2 separate regions of the Homo sapiens genome follow, and region 2 is linked to region 1. Evidence: read pairs that join two places in POLR2A ChIA-PET (ENCODE). Cell type or tissue: GM12878. All regions are shown on one strand. Each heading gives the region's core, and the rest is flanking DNA. Links, peaks and the distances in the headings are about the cores only.

Region 1 (4,000 bases), core at 1-4,000:
TATTCTAAATAAAACCTGTGCCTAACAGAAAAGAACAAAAAGCAAGCACAGAAACCAACAAACAAAATGAAACAAAGGTATGCCTCCTACTCTTTTCCTTAAGAAGCTCTCATTTTTACTGGTCTTGGCATATCGGTTTCACTTACGGACATTTTAAAATAATAATGATTACTCATTTGTTTAGGGCCTCTTGTGGAACCACTTTGGTGGCAAGAGTTCCACATACATTATATCTAACCTTCATAATGATCACACAAGGTGGATATTATTAATAGTATCTGCCCTATTTCACAAGGCTGACGTATCATAAGAAGGTCAAGTGTATTGGCCCAAACCAGCTTGGGTCTGACTGCAAATTCCACCATTTATTAACTAGGCAATCTTGGACCAGTTACTTTTAACTCTGGTCCTCAGATTCCTGCTTGTAAAGTGGAAATGACAATGCCTGCTATGCAAAGTTGTTGTGAGAATTAGATGGTATAATGTGTGTAAAGAAACTAGAATGGAACCTGGCACAGATTAATCATACAAAAAACATCAGACATTAGTGCTGAAGTCTTGTTGCCATTGTTTGTATTATTTGGACAAATGTGACTCAGGAATGTTAAGCTGTCTTTCCAGGTTGCACATTTTTCAAGGGGTAAAGCAAGGATGTGAACTGATCATCAAAGTCTATGTTCTTTCCATTAAAAAATAATTCCTTGCTTTTAAAGGGCAAAAAAGGTAAATAAAACCTATTTTAAGCTATTAACATTAGGCTATACTTGGGTCATAGTTTATAGAAATACTCTTGTGGCATCTGATAATGACCTTTTAAGAAAATAAAATATCGGCCAGGAACGGTGGCTCATGCGTGTAATCCCAGCACTTTGGGAGGTTGAGGTGGGTGGATAACGAAGTCAGGAGTTCGAGACCAGCCTGGCCAACATGGTGAAACCCCATCTCCACCAAAGATACAAAAAATTAGCCAGGTGTGGCGGCATGCACCTGTAATCCCAGCTACTCAGGAGGCTGAGGCAGGAGAATTGCTTGAACCTGGGAGAAGGAGGTTGCAGTGAGCCGAGATCGTGCCATTGCACTCCAGCCTGGGCGACAGGGCAAGATTCCGTCTCAAAAAAAAAAAAGAAAAAAGAAAAAAAGATAATGTCATAATGCATGTTATGGTGAAATCAAGTACTTGTTAAGTAACCTGCTTCCTGAAGGGGAAACCTTAAATCTGAAGGAATAAAGAAAAGTGGCTTCATATCACATCACCATGTGTGGTTGGGTGGTAGCCACCTGATTGTCCAGTAGACCTTTACCACTCCTCCACGTTACTACCCCCTGGTGATTCTGCAAGTACCATCTGCATATATACTTTCCAAAGAAAAATCAGTTCAGAATCACTGAAACGTTGTAATTGAGGCTTTCAGACCCTTCAAGAGAGTTACTGTATGTTCCATGGAAAGCAGAAAACAGCAAAGCAGAATGGAGCCACAGACGCCCAAGTACTGGCTGGGCTCATTCAGTGACTCAGGCCTTGGGAGAGTTCACAGATATCCTCAACTGTGACAGTTAAACACTCAAATGCCAAGAGTTTACTGAGTGCCACTGATGTCCACAGAACTACCCATGTACTTTGATGCTTCTCTCAGCATCTACTGGGGAAATATACTTGTAGGTGATTAGCTTACTACTCAAGAAGCTGGGTTGGACCCTCAACTCTTAATATTTTTTGAAGGACATAGGCCTCAGTAAGAAAAATGAATGGTTCCAGTGCAGTGATACGTCCATATTCAGAAGAGATAAGATGGACCCTGTAACTGTCCTATGTGACCAAGATAAAGACATTGCTAACTAATCCATAAAGCAAGGAGAAGATGTACTCAGAAGACACAGCATCCGGACAGTACATACACAGATTTGGCAGATTACTAGAAATCACCCAGCTCTGGAGTCTGACCAATTAGGTTCAAATTCCAGCTCTCACAATTCCTTGCGAGGACATAACAAAGCAATTTATCTCTCAGAACTTCAGTTATCTTATTTGTCAAATGAACCATTCTTGTGAGGATTAGGGATAATATATGTCAAACATAATTCTTAATCTGTCATGGGCCCTCAATAAATGGGATTATTAATTCTATCTCATAAGAGGTACTCATTGCTTATAATTATTTTTAACAATGGGTCTAGAAAGCTGCTGTCCAATCAGTAGCCATTAGTAATATGTAGTTATTTGAATTAAACTCAACCAAAGTTAAATAAAATTAAATGTTCTGTCCCTCAGTCACAGTAGCCATATTTCAAGTTCTCAACAGCACATACAGTCACTAGTTACCATACTGAACATCACCAACACAGGACTTTCTCATCATCACAAAAAGGTCTACCGGGGAGTCCCAGTGTAGAGTCATGTTCATCCATGAGGAAGGCACTGGGCCATGTTTGCCACTCGCCGTCAGGACAGCTATCACAGTAAGCCTAGCTCATGTAAGACTTGCTGTTGCTTTAGGCTGGGAAAGCAGGAACTCTTCTGGAGTGCTAGTGGGAGGGGCAAGTTCTAGGTATCCCTGCTACCTGGCATATAACTGCTGTTCAATAAATGTTGATTGTAATGAATGGCAGGATACTGGTATCTTAGCTTTATTTATTATATTTAGAGTCCTGAGTACTATTGCATATTTCTTAAAGTCTTTTTTTCTAACCATCTGCCAAAATACTTGCAAGTTGTGCCAAACAACACACCATGGAAGAGTATCTATGACCCCAGGTTTCTGGATATGCAGGAAATAAAAGGAAGAAACTCTTAATCCGCAATTTAGTCCTTGGCCTCTAGTGTTTTTGACAAACGAATTACAGTTAGACATGGTGTGATCACTTTTTATGGACAATAAAAGCTGAATATGTTTTTAGCTTTTTTGCTGTAGTTTTTACAATACTGATAATTGTAATTATCAGTATAATTGGGTCTCTCTATTCTATATTCTTTGTTTTTAGTACTATTTGTCAAAATCTTTTTCTACCTTTTTTTTTTTTTCAGATGTTCCTTTCTCTTTCATGTTACTTTCACATCTACTGCCCTCTGTCTTGCCTCTTGGCGTCATCTTTTTAAAGCTCGAATGAGTTCAACTTCATTTTGTAAAGGAGTCAAAGGAAGAGGTGAAAGGACTTACGCCAGGGCCTGGACAGAGCCCAGGCTCCTGACTTCTCTGCCAGTTCTCTTAGCATTCTCCTTCCTAAAGTCTTTCCTAAGTAGCTAACTTAAAGATTCCAATGGGCAGTCAAACAGCATGAGAGATTAGTCAAGAAATGGAAGAAGTAGAGTTGTGTAATGCACTGTAAGGCGTCAAGGCAGTTAATCATACTCAAAGGCACAAGACAGTGCAGGTGAACAGTCCAAGACTGCAAACAACCAAAAACCAAACCAAACCACAGGATTAAAGCTCATTCACCTCACATATTTTCAGTATTATCAAGTCAAGGAATATTTACTAATGGAGGAAGAAGAATCCTCCTTCACGTCCAAGTGATGGTTAAAGGGCGATCTCCATTATCACATAAATAGGAAATGTGCTTAGAAATAACACATATATGTCTTCAGTATGCTGACAAATAAGAGGGTATTTCTTATAAGTGGAAACATTTCACTGGTGTAAGCTGTTAAAATTGTGACACTTTTATTCTATCTAAATCAGTTGGAGTATTTAAAAGAATTAACTAAATAGTTCTAAGTGCCCCAAAACAATTCATGGTAAGAAGAGTTTTACTCCTCAAATTCTCTTTATTGGTAGTCTGAAAAAAAAAGAGTATTTCACAACTATCAAAAAGTGTAAAATGTACCACTTATGTGTATGATATTCATATTTCATTTTTACTAACTGAGCAATGACCCATCTTCCGTCTACCAGAATGCACCACAAAAATCTATGAAAAAGAATATATGTATTTCCCCAAAAAGAAATTCCCTGAGCATGTTAATATATTTAGAACACAAACCACTTCAAGTATACATCCATAT
Region 2 (16,757 bases), core at 5,573-9,572, 190 kb before region 1:
TGTATGTATGTGTGCATGTGTATGTTTCAGGATTTCATTGATTCACTTATGTGCCTTTAGAGCCAGAATTTCCATAGGACAATTTGTGACAATAGATCCTTAGGCCAAGATGTCAAGGTACTAACTCAGTGTGATTTATACCACCAATCTGGGAGAAAGGAAGTCATAAGCCAAAGAAAACTCTAGGTCAGAGGCAGGAGACTCTGGTCACCTGAATTGATTGCATGGACTCAAGGGTGAAGCACACAAAAGGCTGTAAGAAAAGTGTCCCAAATGGGAGCACATGAAACCAGAGGATGTGCAGCCATGGCCAGAGTCAGTCCTGGAGCAACTCTTTCCTTCTTCCCTGAGCCACCTGGTTTGCTCTCACTAGACTGACAATGGGATTGGTTTTGTTTTTGTTTTTTGATTTTTTAATAAATGGCAGTCTCCTGCCAGACTGGCCTGGAGGAACACAGTAAATGTTTTTTTTAGCCAATTTCTATGCCAAATGACTAATATTAATATTTTTAACTCATAATAGGATACACTTCATTTCTTGACAAAACTACTTATGAGGAATAGCTCAGTTACTGAGAAAGCCAGATAATTGATATGTTTCTGTCTCTGCCTTGTCATTTCTATAATGGCAGGATAATGAAGTATTATTTAGCTTAACACAATCACTTGAGCTTCTCTATGGTCTTGGAAGGAATAGACACAAGCTAGGAACCTTTTTAAAGTATAATCAGTTTCTTATACAAGATTATATAAATAAAAAGTGGAATTAATTTAAATGACAAGTGACCCATTATTTATCTTCATTATGTCCTAGGACTGGTGGTTCCATGGAAATGAGTCAACCAAGAACATTTCGTTATTATAGAGACTGAGAGAATTTAGAGTAGATCTATATAAAATAATCTTTTAAATAAGATTAGGGTTAAAGTGCATTATGAAGCTTTATATATTTCATAAGACAGTAAAACTCAGTTAAGTGGGAGAAAAAAATAAAAGTAAATAACATTTAATAGGACAAGGATAGTAAGTCAGAGTGGACTTTTCATTGACTCACATGAGGTCTCTGTTTCAACTCCACCATCTGGCATTTTGCATTTGTCTCTCTGCAACATACTTTCTAAAGGAGTGGACTGATTTTTAACCAAATTCAATACCCTCCCTAAGGAAGAGTAATGAGATACAACTCCAATCCCTTTTGCAGCTCAGTTCTTTTCTTGCAACAGCTGATAAAATCCTGTAAAACAATCTTATAAAGAAATTGTACCAATTTGTTTTGCAAATAACTGCTTAATATTAATATTAACAATATTAATATGTGTGTGAAATATTATGTGTATGACTGTGGCTTATTTGCAAATTAGGTTTACTACTGTATCTGTGAACTGGGAATCTCACTTGGAGTAAGTACATTCTGTATTTTAGCAGCCCTTTCCACATGATTAGGGACAAATCTGTTGAAACAAACAAAGAAATAACAACTTTAAAACTTGCCAGACAATTGGAGGAATGTAGATTTCAGCTATGGGACAGGATTCCCAAAGGGTTAGTGATTTCTCCATAACTAGATGATTCTTTATAACTAATGGTTGGGAGAACTAGTGAAAATTAAAGCAGAAAAAGTGAGTTGTACCTATTGGAAAATCAGAGTTTCAAGAAGATAAATAAATGAATGAAAGTACTGGTGATTAATCTATACCAACAACAATGAAGCAATTGATAATGAAACATTTCAGGCTCTTTAACCAAGTTATCAAATAAAATCCTTCTCCAAGAGGTCCATTAGTTAGGATGCAGCCTTCATGTGGTCCAGTGGGATTGTTGAGTGGGAGCATAACTTGTGTTCTCTACAGAGATAGAAATAGTTACACTTTTCAGGTCCAGGGTCATAGCAAAGGAAAGAAATAGTCATCAAACATGTCTTCAAAATGAATGTAAATTCCAGGAAGTGTAAGCTACAAATTGTGAGGCATGAAATTGCAAAGGGAAAGTTACTGCAAGGGAAGAAAGGTGTTGATTGTTCGAGACTATAAACTGCGGTGCAGTCATGTTAATTAGGGGTTTCCACTAAATTTTCTGGGTTATTTTGAAAATGTGCAAATGTGGCACAGTATACCAGTTTGATCTTTTAAACTGAATCCTAGAATTAGAATAGTAAACCCAGTGAACATAATGCATCTGAATTTAATAAAACACCCAAAAGTAAAGTGTTTCCCTAAGATGTGATTCGAAGAATTGGATTGAACTGGGTGGGATGGAGGCCAGTCACAGAAGTGGAACTTTGGCCAGCGGTCCACATGCAGTGGGGAATGTAACCACCCACTGTGAGGAAGTGGGGAACAGCAGAATAGGGTGAAGGGCTGTTTACACCCAAATATTCAGGAGTGGTTTTGAAAGGTTCCAAAAGTATATATATGTAAAATAATTACCCATAGAATGCAAAATGGGAACAGAAAGCTGTTAGTTCCTTAGGGATGGCAACAAATTTACACATTCCTTCTGGACAGGGCTATGGAAAAGATGCAAATTCTATATTTTAACTTAATCTATCCTTAGCCACATCACCCCAGTTCTGTATTCTTTGAGTGCTTCCAACAGCCTATCTTATTATTTATACTTTGAACCATGCCAGTTTACATTTAATATTATTATCTCATATGTATTGAGTGCTTACACATACAGGGCATTTTAAACTTATTTAATACTTACTATAGCACTATGAACTAGGGATTATTATACTTAACTGGTTGAGGAACAGGGGCTTCAAGACATGAACTGTCCACAATCACACAACAGGTACTACTCAAACCCCAGCAGTCAGCCTCCAGAGGCAAGACCCTTACCCAAAACTTCCCCTCATTCTATTATCTCATTATTCCATGTATCTAGTGTTTTTTTTAACATTTAGATAGTAGTAAAATTGTTATCTATCTTGTCCCTGTCCTCTTTCATGTAGGACAAGCCACAGATATTTCAAAAGAACCCTCAGGCAGAATGTATTCTCTTATTAAATGAATGTGAGGGATCTGCCTGCTCTTGAAACCAAGTTCTGGGGTAAGGGGGAGGAAGCAGGCTTGAAGAAGCACCTAACGCTTTCTTAAGCACTGTTGGACTCATCTGTGAAGGGCAAATACCTTCCAGGGATATTGGAAATCCTGTGGGCGTGAAGGGCCGAAAGAGCCAAAGAGGGGATGTGGGCTTAAAAGAGCCTTTGGAATAAAGCTCTTCTCTTCAATAAAACCAACATGACATAAATTGGTTCTTTGGATCAAACTTCAAAATGGAGCATTCAGCAATGTCTCTGATCTTTGTAACATGTTTGAGTTTTCAGCTGTCACTCCGTGTTCAGCTGCTGAGGTCTCCAAATGTGATTGGGTTTTTGCCAGAAAATAATTGTGCAGGTCCATTCATAGCTTCTTTCCAAGTGAGCTCTCTGTTCACAGGAGAGGCATGTTGTTTCTAAATAAAGTCTCCATCTTATTAAATTCTTTAGCCTATGGTTGTTGGTTTTGGGAGGGTTCTTTTTCCTAAGTGGAAAAAAAAAAAACAAAAAACAAAAAAACTCAAGATTTCTAATTCCTAGAAAAAAAATCCTTGCTCCTGACTATCCAGGATTCTGTGCCCATGTTTTCTAGTTGAGACCATGAGGGGAGTTGAAAACCCCCAGATGAGGCTGTTAGCTATAATAGCATTGAATACCTTATTGGCTTTAAATTACTTTTGGAACCAGCTCTAATCAACTTTCCGAGGATAGGCTTTCCTATATTCCTGAAGTTTAAGAACATGTTATTTTACCTAATTTAAGCAAGAATCCCATAAAAGCCAATATGGCAATATGCTCTCCAAATGGTTTATTGACCTCAGCAACTTTGGGATTATCTACATGTTCCAAGAGCCAATAAAATACTGAATAGAGAATATTAAGGTAAACTGATTAGAGAGACAGTGAAATTTTCTTCTACACCCCAAATTATTTCTTTTACAAGTCAACTCCAGAATGTATGAACAGAGATTTATTTCTTCAAAGAAAAAGAATTTTCTAAGTGCAGCTCCCCCCAGGAGGGATTAAAAGGCTTTTAATTGTTATTAATAATAACTTAATGTGAACGAATTGTGGGCAATGGAGAAAGTTCGCGTAGGAAAGAAAAAGAGAAAAGATCCTAATGCATTTCCCTAGCAGTTACGGCAGAGTAGATTATAGGTCTCTTGGAAGATGTGTTTAAGTGGTATTTAAGATGAGAGATAGTAAAAGGTACCACTAAAGGAAAAGCACCAGTAAAATAGGCAATTTGCCTATTGCACAATTTTAGGTCACTCTTCAAACAAGACCATTGGTGTCATTCACTTAACTACCAGGAAGCCTGTATACGTCTACAGTTTCAGTGATGACAACTGCAGAATTTGAAAGTGACCAAAGAAGTTAGGCTATATTTGCTGGTTAATTTGCAAATACTTGAGTGCCCTGCAACACCACAAATTCTAAAGGTGAGTCACAGAGGCTCTGAAGTCAAATCTTGAATAGCCTTGCAATTGCCCATGCAGTGCCAGGCTGGAGTTTCTCCACTAATCAAGGGAGTTGAATGGGAACAGAGCACACTAACGTTTGGCCAAGGTACAAGCATGTTTACTTTATGATTTTATCCACCTCATAGAAAACCTTCCTGAATTTATAAAGGACAGACAGAAGAATTACTGGTAATATCTTCCCTTCCTCATAAATCCATGGATAATCTCCAATTCTATTTTCTTTGGGATGGAGTTCCTGGGTCAAGGGTAATGAATGCAATTAAGGAAATATTCCAACTTCTGAAGCATCCGGAAGAAATAAAAAAGAGCTGAAGAGTCATTTGTTGATTATGTATTTTCTATTTCAATCTTTCTCACATATCCGCCTCTTAGCTCACTCCCTGCCGTTTTAGTGTGGTTATCAAAAGCAGAGTTTGCAGGATTCAAGCCCAGCCAAAGCAAACAGACCAAAAATTTAGGAAATGATTTATCTTAATCCAAGGGTGGTAATCCAATTTATTTGACTCAAGTGCTTTAAATTTCATCAGCTAAACCAGCAGCATTAGAGTTTGTCAAAATGATATTTAGTGAAAGCAGTCCCTGCAGTGTTGGCCACTTGTGAACAGAATGATTTTCATCTTTGAAATACACATGCTATTCTACCTTTTCATGCTTGTGGCTAGCAAGCAAGGCTGGTGATAAAGAGGTTGAAGCCAACTGAGAGAGTTGTCTTTCACTGTAATGTTCTGCATCCCCAGCCCCAACCAGTCACCTCATAAATGTAGTCACTAATGAAAAGGGAGTGAGGGATGGTGGGTGAATTGATGCATGTCTATCTTCAGAAGTAGAAAACTCCCAGGCCAGGGTGCAATGCACTTTCCACAAAGATAGTATAATATTTAAATGGAAGGGGAGATTGCTTGGTCCTTGTCCCTGATATTAAGCAATACGGAATCTATTAAGTATCTTACTTCTCATCCACAATACAGAAAAAAAATTGAGATCGTGTCCCAGATCTTACAGATTGTTCATCTGTTTGTACTTATGGAAAACTACTTTCATGGCTTTGAAAAGTAACAACATAAATAAAGTAGCATCAAATAGGGCAAAACAGCTCTAATTTAGGAATCCATTGACCTGAGTTCTAATACAGCTCTGCCTCTAATTATAGATAGCTTCCATGATTAAGCCCCCTTACTTCTCAGAGTCCAGGTATCAAATAGATTCCTGAAGTCCTCATAATGACACTTCCAGCGTTAATTAAAGCAATTTCTTTATGTTCAATGCATACCACTAGATTTCTATTACTATCATGTTTAAGAAGTCAAATTAATTTCTATGGTGGTCAAAAATACAGAATTTAAGCATTCCCTAGCCCACAATGGCATGGCCAATGGTGCCAGAGCAGTGGTGAATTAATTTGGCTTTATTATTTACCCCCATTCTTCTACACCTTGGCCCATTGGCCAAACCGGTCCACTTCCTGTTTTACTCAATAAAGTTTTATTGGAACACAGCCATGCTCATTCTTTATGGATTGTCTATGGCTGCATTCCCATAACAACAGCAGAGTTAAGTAGTTGCGACAGAGACTGTATGGCCGCAAAGCCAAAAATATTTACCATCTGGTTCTTTGCAGAAAATGTTGGCTGGCCCTGTTCTACACTTTTAAATCTATGTTCACTATCTTTCCATTGGAATATATGCTGCTCCTCTTATTTTTACTTAGACTTTTGGTTTCCTATCTAACCAAGCATATTTGACCTCACCAATGTTTCCAACTCTTTCTAGCATTTTTATCCTAGTTTTCCTTGTTTTCATATTCATTATAGGGTCATCCTTTATTTGTTCATACAATCCTTTTTTTTCAGCCGAGACTCATTTGTCAATTTAATATCAAGCAATGTTCCTCTCTTTTAAACCTTTAAAACCCTCTTGGAAAGTTGGTCCTGATGAAGGATTTTAATGACAATGACTGCTAGTTTAATGCATCCTTAATCTGTGCTGCATTACTTCCTAGGGCATTTGTGATGATAGATTGAAAATTGTTCAGGGTCAGAGACTAGGTCCTTTGTTTGTTACATTACAATACAGAACAGCCTAGAATCCACAGTATTCACAATGATCTGTAAATTACTTTTGCTTTCTGTCGTGAACAGTTCTCCATGAGTTCTCTTACTGGTCCCCAAACTTGGCCTATCCAAAAACATTTTCAGTTCTAAGCAAACACAGTCTTAACACAAGTTTGAATGTGTTGCCTCAAAAATTTGGTAGACTTCTTTTACAGAGCTTTACAGAATAATCATTGTACACAAGTCTATGAAAGAGTCTTGTTCTCAGTTGACAAATGAGGAAACTTTAAAAGTTTTGGTCTTTACTAGGACACTTGGTAACCTCTAGTTTATCAGATGTAATTTGGTCATAAAGCATGACTCATAGCAGCTTTCAATTTGATAAAAGAAGATAACCAAGATTGACTTAAAACATTGCAGAAGAATGCAAATGTAGTTGGAAACATAATCTACCATTGCATCATTCATCACTGTTGTTAGTCTGACTGTCTTGATGCCAAAGATACACACAGTAGTTCCCCCTTATCTGCAGGGGATATGTTCCAAGACCCCCTAGTAAATGCCTGAAACTAAAGATAGTACCAAATCTTATATATACTATATTTCTTCGATCTGGTAACTGAGACAGCTACTAAGTGGCTAATGAGCAGATAGGATACACAGCATGGATCTGCTAAACAAAGTGATGATTCACATCCCAGGCAGAATGGAGTGGGACAGCTCGGGATCTCATCATGCACAATTTAAAACCTATGAATTGCTTATTTCTGGAATTTTCTATTTAATATATGGAGATCGTGTTTGACTGTGGGTAATTGAAACAGTGGAAAGCAAAATCACAGATAAGGGGAGACCACTTGAAAAGAAACAACTTGCTTTTTCTCCAGCATGTTTGAATTTGGTCCTTATGAAATTAGCTTTGGAGCTGTAGACACACTTGAAGTTTTACAAATATTCATTAAAATAGATAGACACATACAAATACCACTGACTCTACAGCTGGAGTTGTATTTCAATCATGGAGATGTTCTTCACAGGTACCTACTTTTTCTCACCTAGTGACAGAAAGGTATGCTTGTTGATGGCGGCAGGTAGTAATTATCTTTGGGAGCAGCACTGATGTATAGGAGGATTGATTCTGTAACTTTGGCCACTGTGACCGAAGGAGCTCAACAGATGATGTGACCAGACTGACTCCAGGGTTTAATAATCAAAGAAAAGATATATTTGATATCTGATATTTTGGGCATTCTCTCACAAAAACAAAAGTTCCTTTTTTTTTTTTTTTTTTTTTTTTTTGAGACAAAGTCTAGCTCTGTTGCCCAGGCTGAAGAATAGTGGCATGATCTCGGCTCACTGCAACCTCTCCACCTCCTGGGCTCAAGCAATTCTCCTGCCTCAGCCTCCTAAGTAGCTGGGACTACAGGTGTGTGCCACCACACTCAGCTAATTTTTGTATTTTTGGTAGAGACAGGGTTTCACCATGTTGGCCAGTCCGGTCTCAAACTCCTGAGCTCAGATGATCTGCCTGCCTTGGCCTTCCAAAGTGCTGAGATTACAGGCATGAGCCACCGTGCCCAACCACAAAAGTTCTTAAAAGTAGAAGTGTAATAGTCACTCCACAGTAGACATAACAAAATTCATTACAAACATCTGAGTGGGGAAAAAGGGGTAAGTAGAGATTAAAAAAAAAGAATAGGGACTGCTGATGTTGTAGAAATATCACAGAGTCTATTACTTGTGAGATATTTTTGCTGTATCTTATCCAACAAAGCAGTTACTGTATAAGTTCGAGAGATAAGAAATTCGAGAGGATATTCAATCCCAATGCCAATCTCTCCTCTACGGAGTCAAAGTGGAGAGTGAGGTAACTCATCTTTATGTGAGCATCCAGAGGCAGCACTGAATATTTGTTTATTAGAAAGTTGTTAGATTTTTCTTTCTCCTTGGTCCAAGTTCCACCATTTATAACTATACACACACACACCCACACACACACTCACACACACACACACACACACTCACACACACACAAAACCCTCCCAATGTTTATGAGTCGGAGGTTTTAGTGAACCTCTGACTTTATGCAGAGCATGGTCATTCATGATACACTGTTTCCACTTCTACTCTGAGCCACAGACTGTGCCAGGTGCTGAGGATATGAAGAAGAATATAGCATAATGCTGATTTCCAAGAGTTCGACACTAATTGCAGAGAAAGCGAACACCTAATTGCAATCAATGGAAGTGCACACAAAGTGCTATGGGTGTATAGAAAGCAGAAAAGATTTCCTGGAAGGTGTCTCAGATAAGCTGCACCTTGAAAGATAATTAGGAATGTACTCACTGGAGAATGCAGTGAAAAGCATTTCTGGACATAAGGAACAGTATGTGCAAGGGCATGGAGACCTAGGAGATGACACCACAAGGTGGAAGGTCAGCAGATGGCTTGAGCTGAGGTATGTGATTAGGAAGACTAAAAGCTAGGACCAACCTCAAGTAAACTGGAATGAATCAGAAAAATAAAAGTCTTTGTGCTTCTCCAAAGAAGTTTTTAATTTTGTCCACCAGACAATAGAGGTCCTTAAGCAGGGATTTACCTTGAACAACTTTACATTTTAGAAAACATTTTTAGGATAAGTAAAGAATATAACTAGAATGTAGAAAACCTAGAGAATGAGTCCAGTGAGAAGACAGACTAGTACAGATGAAGACTGATAGACTATATTGGTGGTGGGCACCAAGCTAGTAAGGAAAGAAGAGAAAAGATTCAAGAGATATTTAGGTAATAGGATCAACTGCAGCTGGGGAAGCACTGGGTGCTGGATGGTAAGGCAGACAGTGAAGCTGAGGATGACCATAGTTTCCATCTGGGGTTACTAAGTCATAGTATAATAAAAATGGGCAATAGAAGAAAGAGGAATGAGGAAAACATTAATTGGTTTGAGGTGTTTTGAGTGAGTTGCCACTTAAGGATGTCCAGTTACAGCTGTCTAGAGTGAGTTGGAAATATGGGTCTATAACCAGCAGAGAAAAGGGTGAATATACTTATTTGAGAATTGACATTGTTTAGTGGTAGCTGAAGTCATCAGAGCAAGTAAGATCCTCAAGGAGCATGTGTAGAGAAAGAATGAGAACAAGGACTGAAAATTACAAATAAATCCCTGAGGACTATGAGCTATTGAGGAAGTGAAAAAAAAAAAAAAAAGAAAAAACAGAAAAAGAGAAGAGAAACATAGGGAACTTTGAAGTAACATATACTGAAGTTAGAGAGGAGAATTTTAGGATAATGTCATCCATTGTCAAGCTGTAAATGATTATATAGTTTAAATGAGACAAATACTGTAAGAAGAAAATTAAGAAGCCATTGGTTTCCACCCACAAAAATTCAGAGCAGATGATAGTGGTGTTAGAATATGATGGGGATTTGGCAGGTGGGGGGCAAGAGCCAGATTGCAGTGAATTGAAGAGGGCAGGAAATATGGGAAAATAGAGACAGGATCTGAAGGCTCTTACATGATTTCCAGGAAGCATGTGTTTTGAGCCATGAATTCAAACACCAAACACACTACCACAAAAGGATGAAACAACAGGTACCAAGTGAAAAGAAAAAGGTCACATAGGAGTTGAGGGCTAGAGGGTAAGCTCTGTGCATCTAGAGGCCATGATTTATGTGGCCTTTGCAGGGCAAGCCTCATGGGTGTGCAACCTGTGCAGTCACACAGGACCATATGTTTAGAAGGGCTCCATGCTTGGTTTAATGTTCTGCTGTCAGTCACCATCTTGAAATTCTTAATGATTTTTGAACAAGACATTCCCATTTTTATTGTGCATGGGGGCCTGCAAATTATGCAGCCAGTCCTGGGCCTCTGAATCTCCTGCTTGGTCCAAAGCAAAACTGATTGGTATATAACTTAGGTGATCTACTGATCCATGGATATGAATATGTTCAAAAATTGAGCTCATTGTCTCTTTTTTATTTGTTACGCTAAGAGTACCCAGACCCAATTTTTCCTTTAACAATGACATAATAATTCATAACATGTCTTGACCAATTACTACATGCAAGACATTGTTCTATATACTTTATACCTGTTAATTTGTGTAATCATTGCAACAATCCCATAAGTAGGTATTATTGTCTCTATAATAGTAGTAGTGGTTTTTATTGTCATAAAAACACCTACTCATTTAAAGATGAACAAATGGAGGCAGAGCATAGTTAAACAACTTATACAATTCAGAAGGGGTCAATCTGGAGTTAAAACCCACACACCTAACTTCCAAGTCTGTGCACTTCACCAAACCCTTTCAGTCTTTATTCCCAACTTTTCATTCATAGTGTTAGATATGTTTTTGTCACCTTTGTCCCTATTTACTTAACATAGTCCACCACCTGAAACCTGCCCTGTAGAGAGCTGCTGCAATGCTGCAGGAAGAAGACATCCTTCTCCACATGAACCTTCAAAGACATCCTGTGTGAGGGCTTAGGGATCCATAACCTATTTAAAAGTCAGTGGTCAGTGCATACATCTCTCCCACATGGGAAATAATAAGAGCATTGTGACGTGGGCACAGAACAAACATGGTCCCATCCTATGGTCTTTTTCCTGTCCCCTTTCCCTTCCCACTACTCACATAGTTGAGTATCACCAGAACCTTTACTCCTCTTCCAGAAGGGTTGAGTTGAGGTTTGCATTTAGCCCATTCCTCATGCATCTGGTTGAACATTTGGTCACTGTTCAGAGAGAGTTGTACAGTGACTTCTCTCTCCCAGCCCTCCTGTTTCCTCAGATGGTTTAAGTAAGTGAGATCACCAGTAAGATTTGCAGCCCGAGTTCTGCTAAGAGGGTCTATCAGCGTGTGTCTTTGACACAAATCACTGCAGATATAAAAGAATAGAGATGGGAGAGTGGACTTTCAACTTTTCTTATCACTGGAAGTTTTTGAGGAAATGAATCTTTGGCAAAACCCAAATATGCAAAACAATAGAGCAGTATTATAGTAAAACAAATTTATTCCTTCAAAGCTTTGTCACTATTTACTCCCTATGAAGTCAGCCAAAGTGGCAATGGGAGAATGTCTAGAAACATAAACACTGTTAGTGTTTGAGTGAAGTTTGTAGATAGCAACGTAAGACTTATTCAGCATCCATGTGATGCTAATCACGTATTTTTAAAAATTCTGGAGCAGCAATTCAAATTTTAAAATGTGGACTTCAGACTATAACAAAAGATCTCAAGTCCATGCGGAGGAGAAAAATGACAAAGTTCCATACTTACAGCTGTCTTTCCGGGAAAGGTAAAAGAACCAAAATGTATTGGACTTGACAAAGTGCTAGGTAAACAAAGCCATGAGGATTAAGGTTTAGGCTCCAGTGATTAGTAGGGAAGTACAGGATAATAAGCACAGCAGGATGTCCCTCAAGGTGCTTCAGACTCCGGCTGTGTTTATTATCCCATATCAGTATGGAAATCTATGCCTGACTACATTTATGGTGTCATTTAGAACTTTAAAATAGGCACTTATTCTCAGAAAAGGGTTACTAAATTATTCACCCTGTAAGGTTTTCTTGATTAGCATAATTCCACCCATTATCTGCCTTATCAAGAATACCTTTCCACTGTAGGGCATGTGCTCCAGAGAGACGTTCAGGGGTACAATTTCATGGCGTCACGTCAATCCTGAGATACCCACCTTTCGCTAACTTGAAAATAAAATCCCCTTTTATAATTTGCAAAGTAAACTTCTCCAGGTTGACACTTTTCCTGTTGAGGAACACAGTGAGGGATAATCTGTATATTCTTCCCCTGGTTTTCTGCCAAATAGTTTACTTTTTTTATGACCTTTGATGTTAACTTTTTACTTTTCAAAAGGAGAATGCATGACTATCAATGGGCAGAGCCTTCATGTGGAATTTGGGATTTTTTTCATAAGTGCTAAGAAGGCTACGTAGAGAAGCAAGTGTGTGTTTAACTAGAAATGGGGTGATCAGAGGGAGAAAGGAGGCCATGGGGGTCTCATCACTTAACACTAATGGTGCCTCTTCCTGGGAGCTTTTGCGTACTCATGCCTTCATTTCTTTATGCTCATCCATGTCTCTTAAGCACGCCAAGAAGTTTCTGAGCCCACACTAGATGGCAGCATGGTTTACTGGTCATGTGGGCAGAGCCAAGGCCCCAGCAGCCTGAGCCCACATGATGCTCATCCTTGCTTTCTCTCTCTCTCTGTCCCTCTGTCTGTCTCTCTGTCTCTCTCTCTCTCTCACATGCACACACGCACACACACGCACACACACACACACACACACACACACATCTTCTAAAGGGTCCTAGCTTTTCCAATGTCATCTGCAACTCTATCTGGCAAAGTGGGTAAGAGTTGGAAAATCCCCCTGCAAATTGAAGCCATCCCTTCCACTGCACTGTCGGTTTGTCCAAACACTGAGAAAGGACTTTAACTTTGTGCAGCCCTGTTCCTAATCGCATCATCTGGATATCTGTGGTTTCACAAGGTGAATGAGGTCGCAGTTGCTTTATGTTTACTTTGTGAACACCAAAAAGGTCCTTTCGGTTCAGTCCACGCAATCTGCACTCTGTGTGTGTTTGAATCCAAATGCTTCTCTTTCAGAATTGAATATTCCATTTTAAAATGCCTTCCAGTTGCACCCAGGTTCAGCGTTCCTGTCTCAAAAGGAATGTGGAACGGGACCTCTACTCAGAAAGGGAGTGCCCATTGCAGTTTCAAGGGCTGAAGTAGGGGAATCTGACCATAGCATTTGAGAGCTGAATGGGAGCTTAGAGTACATCAAAGTCAGTCAATCTCATTTGACAGATAAGGAAACTGAGACCCAGAAATCTTGACTTGCCTAAGGCCACACAGCTCGTTAGAAACAAAGCCAGGACTGGAAAACTGGTTTCCTTATACTCTGTCCAAGGCCTTTCCCATTGCCCCAGTTGTGATTTATAGAAAGTCATAAATATAGAGCAGATGAAACCCCAGAGCCCTCAGAGCCCAGCTGGTTCACCCCCTGCCTACCCCACCCCCAACCAGCTCCATGAACCTCCATCCAGCCACGCTTGGACCCACCCATGTGCTCCATATCTCTGCCGCCAAAGTCCTCCTCCATGGCCAGGAAGGAGGAGGGATAAAGAGAAAGAGAGAATCGATATTCGTTGGGAAATTGGATTGCAGATACAGAAGTACTGAAATATTGCAGTACTTCCCTTGGCATTTCCTCTTGACCAGAGAAGGAAATACCAGAAATCTCATAAGCGAACCAATTTGGGCAATTTTTTTATACTCAGTATTCATACATTTCACATTTTTTTTCTCCAAACCTTTGAGTACTAATTCAAACCGTCCAGCCTCCAGGCCCCCTGGAGATTCACCTATCACTAAATATTGTTGATTTGCAAAACACACGGATTCTTTTTCTAGAACAGGCTCCGCTTTCATAGCTTTCTTCAGACGCTGAGCCTTTTCCCAATTAAGCGATGGCCCAGCTTCTCTCTGGTTAGGATTACAAACAAACACCACCACCCTTCTGCCTGGGCTCCAGTCACCCCTCCCTTCACTTTGACACATGGTTCTTTTGATCTCAACCCCAGACCATAGCAACAGGCTCCTAATTACTCACCAGCCATAAATCATGGCAGTAATGTGCTCCTTGCTAAGGAAAAGTAGTATTGTTGAGCCATCGGAGCCTGGAAAACTGGGTGTGTTTAGTGTTTCCAAAAGCAAAGCAGTCAGGGAAGGAAGGCAGGAAGAGAAAAGATGCTTTAAATGTTTGTAGAAATAGTTGCTTTGATGTTGAGCCCTCTCCCAGAGGAAGTCAAGAGTCTGCAAACTAAGTCTATATTTTTTCATATTTGGAGAGGTAATAAAATCCATAAGCCCTGCTAGAGGCAGGTGTAAGCTGGGCCTCCTAGAGTGAATACAAAGGAGATGTCCAAGTACTCAGAGTAAGCAGCACAAACATGCTTCTTGCTGTCTATCTCTTAATTTTGTTAATTTAATTTTAGTCACTCACTTGCATGGGAAATCTTAGTTCCTTCTTGTCCTTATGGAATAGTGGTTAATCTGGTTAGGTTTGACATTTTCACTGAGAAACTCTCTGGGAATCCCAAATTATTATTATTTATTTTAAGAGACAAGGATCTCCCTAGGTCGTCGAGGCTCGTCTTGAACTCCTGGACTCAAGTGGCCCTCCCACTTCAGCCTCCCTAGTAGCTGGGACTGCAAGTGTGAGCCACTGCACTCCCAAATTATTTTTTAAATTTGACCTGGACCAGGATGTGCTACTGAGTCTACACAAAAACCAATAATTCTAGTAAAACTGGTCAATGTTGGTCTGATCTGGGGACAGGTCACATGAACTCATTATCATCTTGCTAATGAGGTTTCTGGGTTTAATTGAACTGGAAATCATTCTTTTTAAATTTCAGGATGAGAAATACTGTATAAAGGCTAAGAATAACATATGGACATCCTTCCATTGGTCAATTCTCAGAAACAAATACAAAATATTATGGATTTTTTAAAAATTTAATTGTGTTAACGTTAGACATTCTACTTGGCTGTAACATACAGACAACACTGTGCTGGATAAAATTGTGAGATTTGTCTTTATTCAACAAATATTTATTGAAGATCTACTTTGGGCTAAATCCTGGGGTTATGACAGCTAAGAATTCAATAGCAGACAAGATTAATGTTATTTTTGCTTATATGGTACTTACGTCTAGAACAGGGTTGGCAAACATTTTCTGTAAAGGGGAAGATAGTAAATATTTTAGGCTTTGCAGGTCATACAGTCTTTATCACAACTTCTCAACTTTGCCTTTATAATAGGAAAGCAGCCATGGGTAATACATAAAGAATTAGGCATAGCTGTGATGCAATAATACTTTATTTAAAAACACAAGAAGTGGGCCAGATTTGGCCCATGGGCTATTCTTTGCCAACCCTTGCTCTATAAGGAGACACCTTTAAGTTTAGAGAAGAGGAATCACAGAAGGCTATGAAGGGCAACATGCCTAAATTTGTGAGTTCTTGGAAGGCCTTCTAGGTCTAGTGATCACTACGTTAAGACCTCCTGTGTTGGTAAAAGTCAATCCAGGGAAGTGGACTGGGGAAGAATATTTTAAGGATTAGGAATGGCATGTGTCACTATTTGAAGATAAATCACAGTTGGGGAATGGAAAGAAATTCTGGATCACTGGCTTGGGGGTGGCAAAGGTAAGGTGAGGCTCGAGTCTGAAGCCAATTAAAAGGTTTGAGCAAAATAATCGGAGATCAGACACGTACTTCAAAGAGATCACTTTGGCGCTTATATAGCAAATCTGTTCAGGATCTTTCTAGGAACCTCATTCCCTCCATATCCAAATGGCAGCAGAAAATGCTTTACTGCTCTTTCCTTTTACTCCTTCCTCCCTGGGAGCAAAGGTGCTCCCAGAAGCAGCTAAACACAGTTCATGGGAATCTCTTCCCTCAAACATCTATATTTTCATAGGAATTGAAGCCATGGTTTAGTGGGTGAAGGTCTGATGGTGGTATTTTAGGCAGCAGTCCTTGCAAGATAAAGAATTTCGTTGAGGGAGGAGATGAGAGAATTAGAGCAACAGCCCCCGTGAAATCATACCACCCAGTCATTTTTTCACCAAAGCATAAGAATCTGCATATGAGTTCCTTTTGGGTTAAGTTTTCTGATCAAATTATTCAGTTGGACAATTAGCAATAAAGAGATTTTACTTTAATGGTGGGACCAAGGTTAATATCACCAGTAATAGGGCAGACCGATACTGTGAGCTCCACGATAGGATGCACTGAGAAGCATACAACATCATTACTATGATATTCTTACCAAAGATGCATGACCTCATTCTAATCATGAGAAAATATCAGACAAACCCGGATTGAGGAACATTCTACAAATTAAACAGCACGTCTCCAGAGTGTCAAGGTCATGACAGACAGAGAAAGGCCGAGGAACTGTCACTGATTAGAGAAGATCAAGCAGAACTGACAATTAAAAGCAATGTGGTATCCTGGACTGGATCCTGGGATAGAAAAAAAAGACATTAGTGTAAAAACTGGTGAAATCTAAGTCAAGTGTGGTGGCTGTCCCTGTAGTCCCCGCTACTCAAAAGGCTGGCATAGGAGGATGGCTTGAGGCCAGGGG

What was found. ChIA-PET counts read pairs that join two places held together with the same protein. Peaks named below come from ENCODE experiments on the same cell type or tissue, not always from the same donor. Only the 100,000 strongest peaks of a DNase experiment are listed, where the experiment ranks them.
Region 2: POLR2A ChIA-PET joins it to region 1 with 6 read pairs; 3 of 35 experiments call an interaction of 5 or more read pairs at or near these places.

What each region holds. Positions count from the first base shown.
Region 1 is chr18:55,283,300-55,287,299 of GRCh38, forward strand. All of the region lies in intron 8 of TCF4 (transcription factor 4), which reads right to left. Among named protein-coding and RNA genes, the nearest start is that of LINC01929, 160 kb to the left of the region's middle. In GM12878, for the core only: no CTCF peak of the experiment used is centred there; no DNase peak of the experiment used is centred there; H3K27ac peaks cover 326 bases.
Region 2 is chr18:55,083,767-55,100,523 of GRCh38, forward strand. LINC03035 (long intergenic non-protein coding RNA 3035) reads right to left here and starts at 1,826. Exons shown (of 2, transcript XR_935478.3): 1 at 1,055-1,826. In GM12878, for the core only: no CTCF peak of the experiment used is centred there; no DNase peak of the experiment used is centred there.